Regions from separate parts of the Homo sapiens genome. Here region 2 is linked to region 1. Evidence: chromatin loops called from intact Hi-C (ENCODE). Cell type or tissue: breast epithelium. All regions are shown on one strand.

The links. Hi-C counts contacts between places; a loop is a spot of excess contacts. Peaks named below come from ENCODE experiments on the same cell type or tissue, not always from the same donor. Only the 100,000 strongest peaks of a DNase experiment are listed, where the experiment ranks them.
Region 2: a loop joins it to region 1, with 1.9 times the contacts of the local background. A loop is called at or near these places in 3 of 110 quality-filtered maps.

The regions. Positions count from the first base shown.
Region 1 is chr9:133,879,828-133,883,827 of GRCh38, reverse strand. The region is part of intron 2 of VAV2 (vav guanine nucleotide exchange factor 2); the gene reads left to right. Among named protein-coding and RNA genes, the nearest start is that of VAV2, 110 kb to the left of the region's middle. RefSeq lists an enhancer at 552-1,285. In breast epithelium, no CTCF peak of the experiment used is centred here; DNase peaks (open chromatin) are centred at 1,677 and 1,967; H3K27ac peaks cover 2,416 bases.
Region 2 is chr9:133,832,568-133,836,567 of GRCh38, reverse strand. It overlaps VAV2 (vav guanine nucleotide exchange factor 2), which reads left to right. Exons shown (of 30, transcript NM_001134398.2): 4 at 2,228-2,296. Among named protein-coding and RNA genes, the nearest start is that of SARDH, 96 kb to the right of the region's middle. RefSeq lists an enhancer at 1,692-2,514. In breast epithelium, no CTCF peak of the experiment used is centred here; no DNase peak of the experiment used is centred here.

The DNA of each region.
Region 1 (4,000 bases):
CTAGTCACCTGTGGACCTCAAGTGTGAGTTTTGGGGTGTACTTGAGCCTCACAGTGGCACTGGATCCCGGGAGGGCTTCTCGTCCGCCACCTTGGGTAGTGAGCTCCCTGTCATGGGAAGCATGCAAGAAGCTGCTGGTGGCATTGCACAGGTGACCGGAAGCCTCCCCAGGTCCAGTGCCTGAGGGCCTGCTCCGGCCGAGCTGAAACCTGCCTGCTGCTGGGCCGCCTGCCTGCCGTGGCTGGGGATGACTTGGGAGTCTCTGCTGGGCTGTCTGCCTGCCGTGGCTGGGGATGACTTGGGAGTCTGCAGGGTGAGTGGTTGTTCTATCCCCTCATTGTTTCAACATGTTCCGACGAATTTTTAAGTGGCTGAGCTGCTGCAGCAGGTCAGCAGCTGACTCGGCTCTGTTCCTCTCCCTGGCCCTGACTGCCCACTGTGGCTCACACCCGTCAGCCCCACACTCACTTGGCACACCCCGGCAGGGAGGCTGTCTCAACGGATGGGTCTCTGCGCCTTCGCTCCTCTGTGGGTCCGCCATTTGTGCAGAGAATCGTTGTCAATTACCAGGGCTCTTCGCATGATTAGGGGAACGTGAAATGAGCAAATGATGAAGGGCCCATCTGCTCCAGGAGTGGTGTGTGGGGACAGCCGAGTCTTTTGCAGGCTCAGGGACTTGACTTTCCATGCCAATTAGGAGGGAAGGATCCAGAGAGAGCAGCAGGGGGTGGGGACATAGGGATGGAGCCTGGGGAGGTTGTTCCCTGGGAAAGAGGGCCATTAGGGGGCCAAGCCTGGCATGGGGTGGGTGTGGGGCCCACATCCCGAACCCAGGGTGCCAGAGGCCTCTGGGGAAGGTGGAACCCCTGTCCCTGCAGTCACAGCACACCGTCCCTGACTTCTTGGCATGGCAGAGTCCCTCTTGTCCTCCTGGGCCTCTCAGCTGTCGCCCCCTGCTCCCTGGGGGTCCTGTCTCAGTGGCTGGCTGCCTCTGCTGCAGGGGTTCAGGGGCCCCAGGGGTCACCTTATGACATTTGTATCCCTGAGTCTGTCTGCTCTGAAGGGCTGAGCGCTGTGTTTGTGACATTTATCCTTTTTCTGGCGTCCACTCTCTGCCATAGCCAAGTATCACGGACCTGGTGCCGCAAAACAAGGGGGATTTATTCTGCCCTCTCCTGGAGGCCAGAATTCCAAACTCAAGGTGTTGTCGGCAGGGCCACGCTCCTTCCAGAGGTCGCGGGGGTGGGGATCTGACTTCACATGGCCTCCCCTTTCTCCCTATGTCTTTTCTCTTCTTTTGAGGGCCCTGGTCACAGTGGATTAAGGGCCCACCTTACTCCAGGGTGACCTCATCGTCACTCATGACATCCGCTGTGATCCTATTTCCAAAGAAGGTGGCATTCTGAGGTTCCAGGAAGGACATGAACCGTAGGGGATGCTCTCCAGCCCCGTACAGATGTCGGCTGGCTGTGACGGCAGCATGTTCGGGCCAGGCACAGCAGGGCCGCCCCTTTGGGGCTGTGAAGGCTGAGCGGACAGGGTCTGTGCCCTTGGCGGCCTGCGTGCTTCACCTGCTTCACTGCAGGGTTCAGTCTGGACCCAGCATGTTCTTTGCCTTGCTTTCTGTTTATTGACAGTCTGCTTCCTGCCCTGGAATCTCCGAGAGCTCTGCAGGGCATGGCTGGGCCTGTCTGTCCACTGTGTCCCGTACAGCCTGGGGCCTGCCACACAGCTATCTGGGGATGGCTGCCTCTTGCCTCTTTTGTTTTCGGCACTGTATCTCTTGGGAGAGGAACCTTCTGGAGAGTCAGTGGAGACTAGGTTGAAACCTTGACGCCCTCCTTTGTAGCCCCGCACACTCGCTGGGCACCTGGCAAGCAGGAGGCGTCATGCTGGGATCCTGTGCCAGGCGCCCTGGCAGGTTCTCAGCACGTACTTGCTGCGTGTCTGATCTGCGCCCTCCCCAGTGTTGCCGTGATGCCAGCCGGGGCCACTGAACTCTTCCGCCCCCACACGCTGCCTGGAGTAGTATGAAGGATGGAGTTGGTTTTGATAGGACATTAAATAATTAATTCCTGTCTGGGCTGAAAATATAGAATATTAAATTATACATTTGGTATCAGACACATGAGAGGGCCTCTCAAAGTTCCCGGCCACTTGTAGGCCACCCTCAAGGACGTCTGGGACCTCGGCGGTTTCCAGTGGCTGGCTGCCAGGCCCACCATGGATCTCAGGCCTTTCTCTGCACCTTCCCCCTTCCTTGTGTTCCCAGCTGTGGACTGTGTTCCTCGTCAGTTCCTCGTCTCCACCTGCTGCCTCTGCTGGAGGCTCGAGCTGCCTGGGAATCCGTCAGAGCTTGCCTTGGAGACTCCTTTGCAGCCTTCATGCAGGGCCTCCCCTCCTGTCACCCAGGCCCCTGATGGGATGCAGGAGAGCTGGGCGCTCCTCCTTCTCAGTCCTGTTCACAAGCCCCGTCTCACTGGGAGGAACCTTGTGGGGCAAGTCCAGACACATTCCAGAGGGCCTTGTCCCACGTCTGCGCTCCGCTATCTGCAGATAGCATCATGCCTGCGGGAAGGCCGCATCTCTCTGTGTCTGGAGCCCATGGCTCCAAGGCAGCTTTTCTGGGGACAAGTTCTCCGGGTCGTATGGTGGGAAGCCCAGCAGCCTGAAGGCCAGTCCTAGCTCCACCACCTCGGGCCCTGTGCCAGCAGGGCCTCTCTCCCTGCCCAGCCTCTCTGGGACGTGGGTGGGCCATGGCCCCCAGCTCTGGGCTGCTGGCCCCTTGCTGAACCTGCCCCTGTATGGAGGGGGGTGTTGCTGCCCCCGGGAGCACCTGACAGTGGGGGGACTGTGCTGTAGCCACCGAAGGCAGCACCTAGGCTCATGCCCAGGGATCCTTGCAGTTCACCTGCCTCCATCCTGAGCCACGGCCAGTGTCCTGGAGGGCCGACCGCAGAAGCTGACCTGCTGCCCACCTGACCTGCCAAAGGGGCAGCCCCTGCTTTACCTAGATATTTTAGAGCAGTTTTAGACTTAGCAAAATTGAGAAGCTAGTGCAAAAGAAGATTGTATTCCACACCCGGGTCCCCCATCCATACCTCACAGTAGTTGGTGCTTTGGTTACAATGAATGAACCAGTGTGGACACATTGTCACTAACTGAAGTGACTCTGGCTTCCTCAGTTTCCCCTTTATGTCCTCTGTCCCAAGACCCATCAGGGACTGCACATCACATTCACTTGGCCATCTCTTGGTCCCCTGGGCGGTGGCATTGGCAGTGCCCCCCGCACCCACCCCTTCTTCATATACAAGATTCCTACTGGAGAAGCTGTCCCTGGTGCTTCGTGTAAAAGGCATCTTTTATAAAACCATCGGTCAGATCCAGCCTTTTCTGACCTGGGAGTTCCCCATGGCTGCCCCTAAGGCCATTGTCCTTCCCTGCCCGCCTTTATCATCTCATGAGTCCCTGAGCCTGGCTGACAGGTCCCTCACCACCTGCCTGGTTCAGAGGCTCCCTCTCAGCTCAGCTGCTTCCTGCCCACTCTCCCTCCCCGTGCTGCCTGCCGGCTCTTTCCTCCGGTGGGGCACACAGAGCTTCTTGGGGACACACCTTGTACCCTGGTGTCCAGGGCTGCTCGTGAGTGCCAAGTGGGCAAGGGGCTGGTGGAGGGATGCCTAGCCCCTCTTCCTGCAGACGGCGCAGGTGGGTCCAGGTGGGTCCTTCCTTGGCCTGTCTTCCCCATGCAGCGTCTCTTCTTTCTCCTCTACTTCCAGATGGCCTTGTCCTTATCCGTGTCCTCACTCTCATGGTTTAGAAAATCTTTTCTGGGAAAAGTGCATTTTTGAATCCTACCCTTAGACAGGAAAAGAAAAATCCATAAAGTGGCCATTTTGGGAAGTCCCTTGATGGGCCAGGATTAAGCAGTCATCAAGGTAAAACCGCTTGGAAGCAAATCTGGATGCCAGAGCTTCGTCTGCGGCCGGTTTCCATCTGTTTC
Region 2 (4,000 bases), 47 kb after region 1:
TTTATATGTAACATACTTTTATAGGAGATGAGTGGGGTTTAAAATTTTTTTACTTTTGATGAGGACACATTTTCATAATGAGAATTTTGATTCTATTTTTCTTTATTATGGAAGTCATACCAATCATCACTGAAAATTTAGAAAAAGCAGAAATGACTGACGAGGTTGGAGACAGGGATGGCTGCATGTAAGCGAGGGGCTGGTGCGGGAGCGGGGACAGCCCAGGGCTGGTCCTGGCAGCGGGGTTTCAAGCCTCCATCTCTGGGTCCTGAAGTCACATCTCAGCCTGGCAGAGCCTCCCTGGCTCCTGGCCCCCCACGTGCTCCTGTGCTTTCTGGGGTCACCTGCGTGTGGGCCAGTCCCCTCCAGGTTGTGGCTCCTCAGCCCCACCCCCATCACCTGGGCGGGATCTGTGTCGGCATGGGGCTCTGCATATCATGGGAGGAGATGGATTCCTTGAGGGGCTTCTTGGCCGTAAATGGCACTGTCTCAGCAACGGAGCCCTGATGGTGAGGATGTCGTGGCAGCCTCAGCTCTGCCTGTGACCCAGGGACACACACCTCAACTGGGGGATGCTGCTGTATGGTGATGGGTGGAAGGAGGGAGAGTGGCTGGGAGGAGAGAGCTGAGCTCACCCATGCAGAGGTCAGGCCTGGCCGTGCTGCGCCCTTGGACACGGGCTTTTACCAGGAAGCCACAGGGGCACGCTGACCAATGGCCCAGTCCCTGCAGGTCTGTGACAGAGCCAGGTAGGACCCAGGTTTCCAGCTCACAGATCAGCGGACTCCCCCCTGCCCTCCCGCAGGAGCACAGGTCCCCGGCCTCCGGTTGGGGCGGGGCTGCCGGGACGGACCGCGCGTCCCTGCTGGATCTCGGGCTGAGCAAATGTCAGCCTGACCCCAGGCAAGGAAGCAATCCCAGCTGGCATCTGGGCCCGGGCAGCCCCTCCAGCTGGGATCTCCCGTCCCATCCTTAGTGACAGGTTTCCTACCAGAACACGCACCCTGGGGCTACAGGGGGCTGTTTGGTTTAATTAAGGGGCCTTTCGTGTCTCCTCTAGAGATGAGTGGATTTGGCCCATAGCGTTGAGCCAGCTGCAGCCCCCTCTTCTGGGTGTTTGATCTGCCTCTCCTGCCTCTCCTCCCTCCCCACCCCTCCCTCCCTTCCGCCTCTCCCCGCTTCCTGAGGCTGACCTGACATTTCAGCTCTGAGTGGTTGGCCTGTGCTGGCCTGGGCTCGCCTTATGCAGGGAGGCCTGTAGACTCGGGGCCACACCCATCTGTCTGTCTGCAGAGGATGGAGCAGAGTGATGTTTTGGGTCCTGGGGGAGGAAAAAGCGCTTCCTTCCACCCCTCCAGGTTCTTGAGCTGGTTTATGAATTAAATTGACATAAGACAGATGAGCAGGAGAAAAACAATTATAATTATGTACATATGCATGACAGTTCCACAAAAATGAGACTCAAGAAGAGCCCAGATGATTAAAGTTTATGTGTTATATATATATATATATTTCTATACCATCGTGAACTGCAGAAAGGCACCAGGGTTGGGGCATCTGGAGGGCGGAGTGTGGGGGAGCACCGCCGCGTTCCTTCTGGGGAGACCCCATGGGGCTTCTGCTCCCTTTGTAGGAGGGGAGGCTGTGGATCCAGGCGGAAGGTCCGAGGGCTTTTCATTTTCGGGACTCTCTTCCTGACCTCAAGCCAGTGGCTGGTGGGTGGCGTGGGTGAGCCCCTACCCTCAGTGCCTCAGAAGTCACCCCTCCCTTCCGGAGTCCCCTCCTGCTTCCTCTCCTGCGTGGACTGAGCTGGCAGCCCTCCCACCTGCCCACCAGGAGGTGTGCGAGGAGCCTCATCTCCACTGTGAACCCCCTGGAAGTGGGAGGGTGGGTAAAGGGGAAGGCAGGTCGCCCAGCAGATGAACGCTTTCTGCAGCCCTGACCTGGGCCTCTCGTCTTCCCACTGGACACCCGGAGCCCGGAGTGGGCGTGACACATTCCTTGCCCCCTGGCAAGTAGGCATGGGTCTCCTCTTGCCCTATGGCCCAGTTGGCTCGTCCTGTGACTCCGATCAGTGTCCGCGCACCCTGTGTCCTTCCAGAGAGTGGACAAGAGCCCCTTTGCTCCTGGCTGGGCCACACTGGGCTCTGCTGTGGGGTCCAGCTGGGGTCCCACTGGCCGGCAGTGCCGGGACCTGCTCACCTCCCTCTCGCCTTCTCTTCCGCAGGCCTTTTCCCTCAGAGGAGACCACAGAGAATGACGATGACGTCTACCGCAGCCTGGAGGAGCTGGCCGAGTAAGGCGGGGGGATGGGAGGAGGGATGGAGAGGAGGGAGGGGCAGGGAGGTTCCTGGTGGTGTCCAGGGAGTCAGGAGGAAACATGGCGGCCACAGTGCAGGCAGAGCTGGCCCTGGCCCTTCCCACCGGGGCATCTCCTCATGATGGGTCATGGTGTGGGCTTCCGTGCTGAGTGGGAAGGCATGCATCTGAGAGACCTCAGACATGAGCAGATCTTCATATCCCTTGTACATTCTAGAAGGCTGCCCAGCCAGTCTAATGGCTGGCCCGGGTGTTGGCCCATTGCCCTAGCAGGGTCCTCCATGAGGGCTTGTCTCTGCGAAGCTGTGGGGCAGAGAGGGGGCTGGCCATGCTCCCCAAGCCGGGTCCTGGGATGCCGTGTTGTGAGGAGGGAGCGGTGCTGCCTGGAGCGCAGGTTCAGGGCACAGGAGTGTGTGGGCTCGGGGTTAACACGTGGCCCGGCAGGCACTGCCCTGCCTCGGTGGACCCGCCTCTGCTCTTCTCCGTGTCCACCTCATTCCTCTCTCTGAGAGGCCTCTGCTCCACCCAGGCGCTGCCCAAGCCTGGCCACAGCACCAGGGCCCCATCGGGACCGTGGGAATCTGTGACCAGGGTGGGATCACGTGGCCCGCTCCAGGAGGAGGGAGGTAGGAGGGTAGGAGGAAGGGGCCTCACCTGCAGGTGAGGGACCTGGGCTGAGACCGAGCATCCTTGCTGGGGCCTCACGGCCTGGCTCATCCACCACCCTCCCAGGCCACCGGGAGATGGTGCCTTCGGGCATCCTTGCTGCCTGGGGGCCTCTGGAGCTGTTTGACAGCAGCTTGTGTGTTCTTAGCTCAACTACGGTTTCTTCTGGAAGACTCTTAGTGTTTCTCTCTCCCTTCGTTTTAGAGCACAGACTGAGAATGACAACCGGGAGAGGAGTAAGAGGGGGAGCTGCGTGTATGGGAGTGCCTGCTGTGTATGCTGGGGCTGTCCCTGTCTTACTGCTCAGCCCACATCCAGGGCTGCCTTTAGCTTGCAGGGCCCAGGAAAATACTTTCCGCAGGATCCCTGTGTATATACACAATTCAAGTCATCCCCATATCAGCATGTGGCACCACGCTGGCGGCCCAGTCTCATGCACTTCTGTGAAAGAAATTCCTCACCCACCAGCTGGAGTAGCTGCCACCAGCCCATCCCTTTGATGCTGGGCTGGCCACGGGGTCCTTGGCAAATCCCACTGGCCAGACTCCCAGAGCTCCTCTGGACATCCGGTCGGCCCCACGTGGGTCTGAGGGTTGTAGAGCATCTTAAAGGGGAGAGATGGGCACAGGGGCCATGCAGGTCACAGCCAGGCCTGGGGCGCCCACCTGGAGGCCACTGTCCACCCTGACCAGCCTCAGGAATCTGAGGGAGACTTCAAAAATTCAAAAAAAAACTGCTCACTCCTGGAATCCCAGCATTTTTTGGGGAGGCTGAGGCGGGCGGATCACCTGAGGTCAGGAGTCGGAGACCAGTCTGGCCAACATGGTGAAACCCTGTCTCTACTAAAAATACAAAAATTAGCCAGATGTAATGGTGGGCACCTGTAATCCCAGCTACTTGGGAGGCTGAGGCAGGAGAATCACTTGAACTCAGGAGGCGGAGGTTACAGTGAGCCAAGATTGCGCCACTGCACTCCAGCCTGGGCGACAAGAGTGAAACTCCGTCTGGGGTAAAA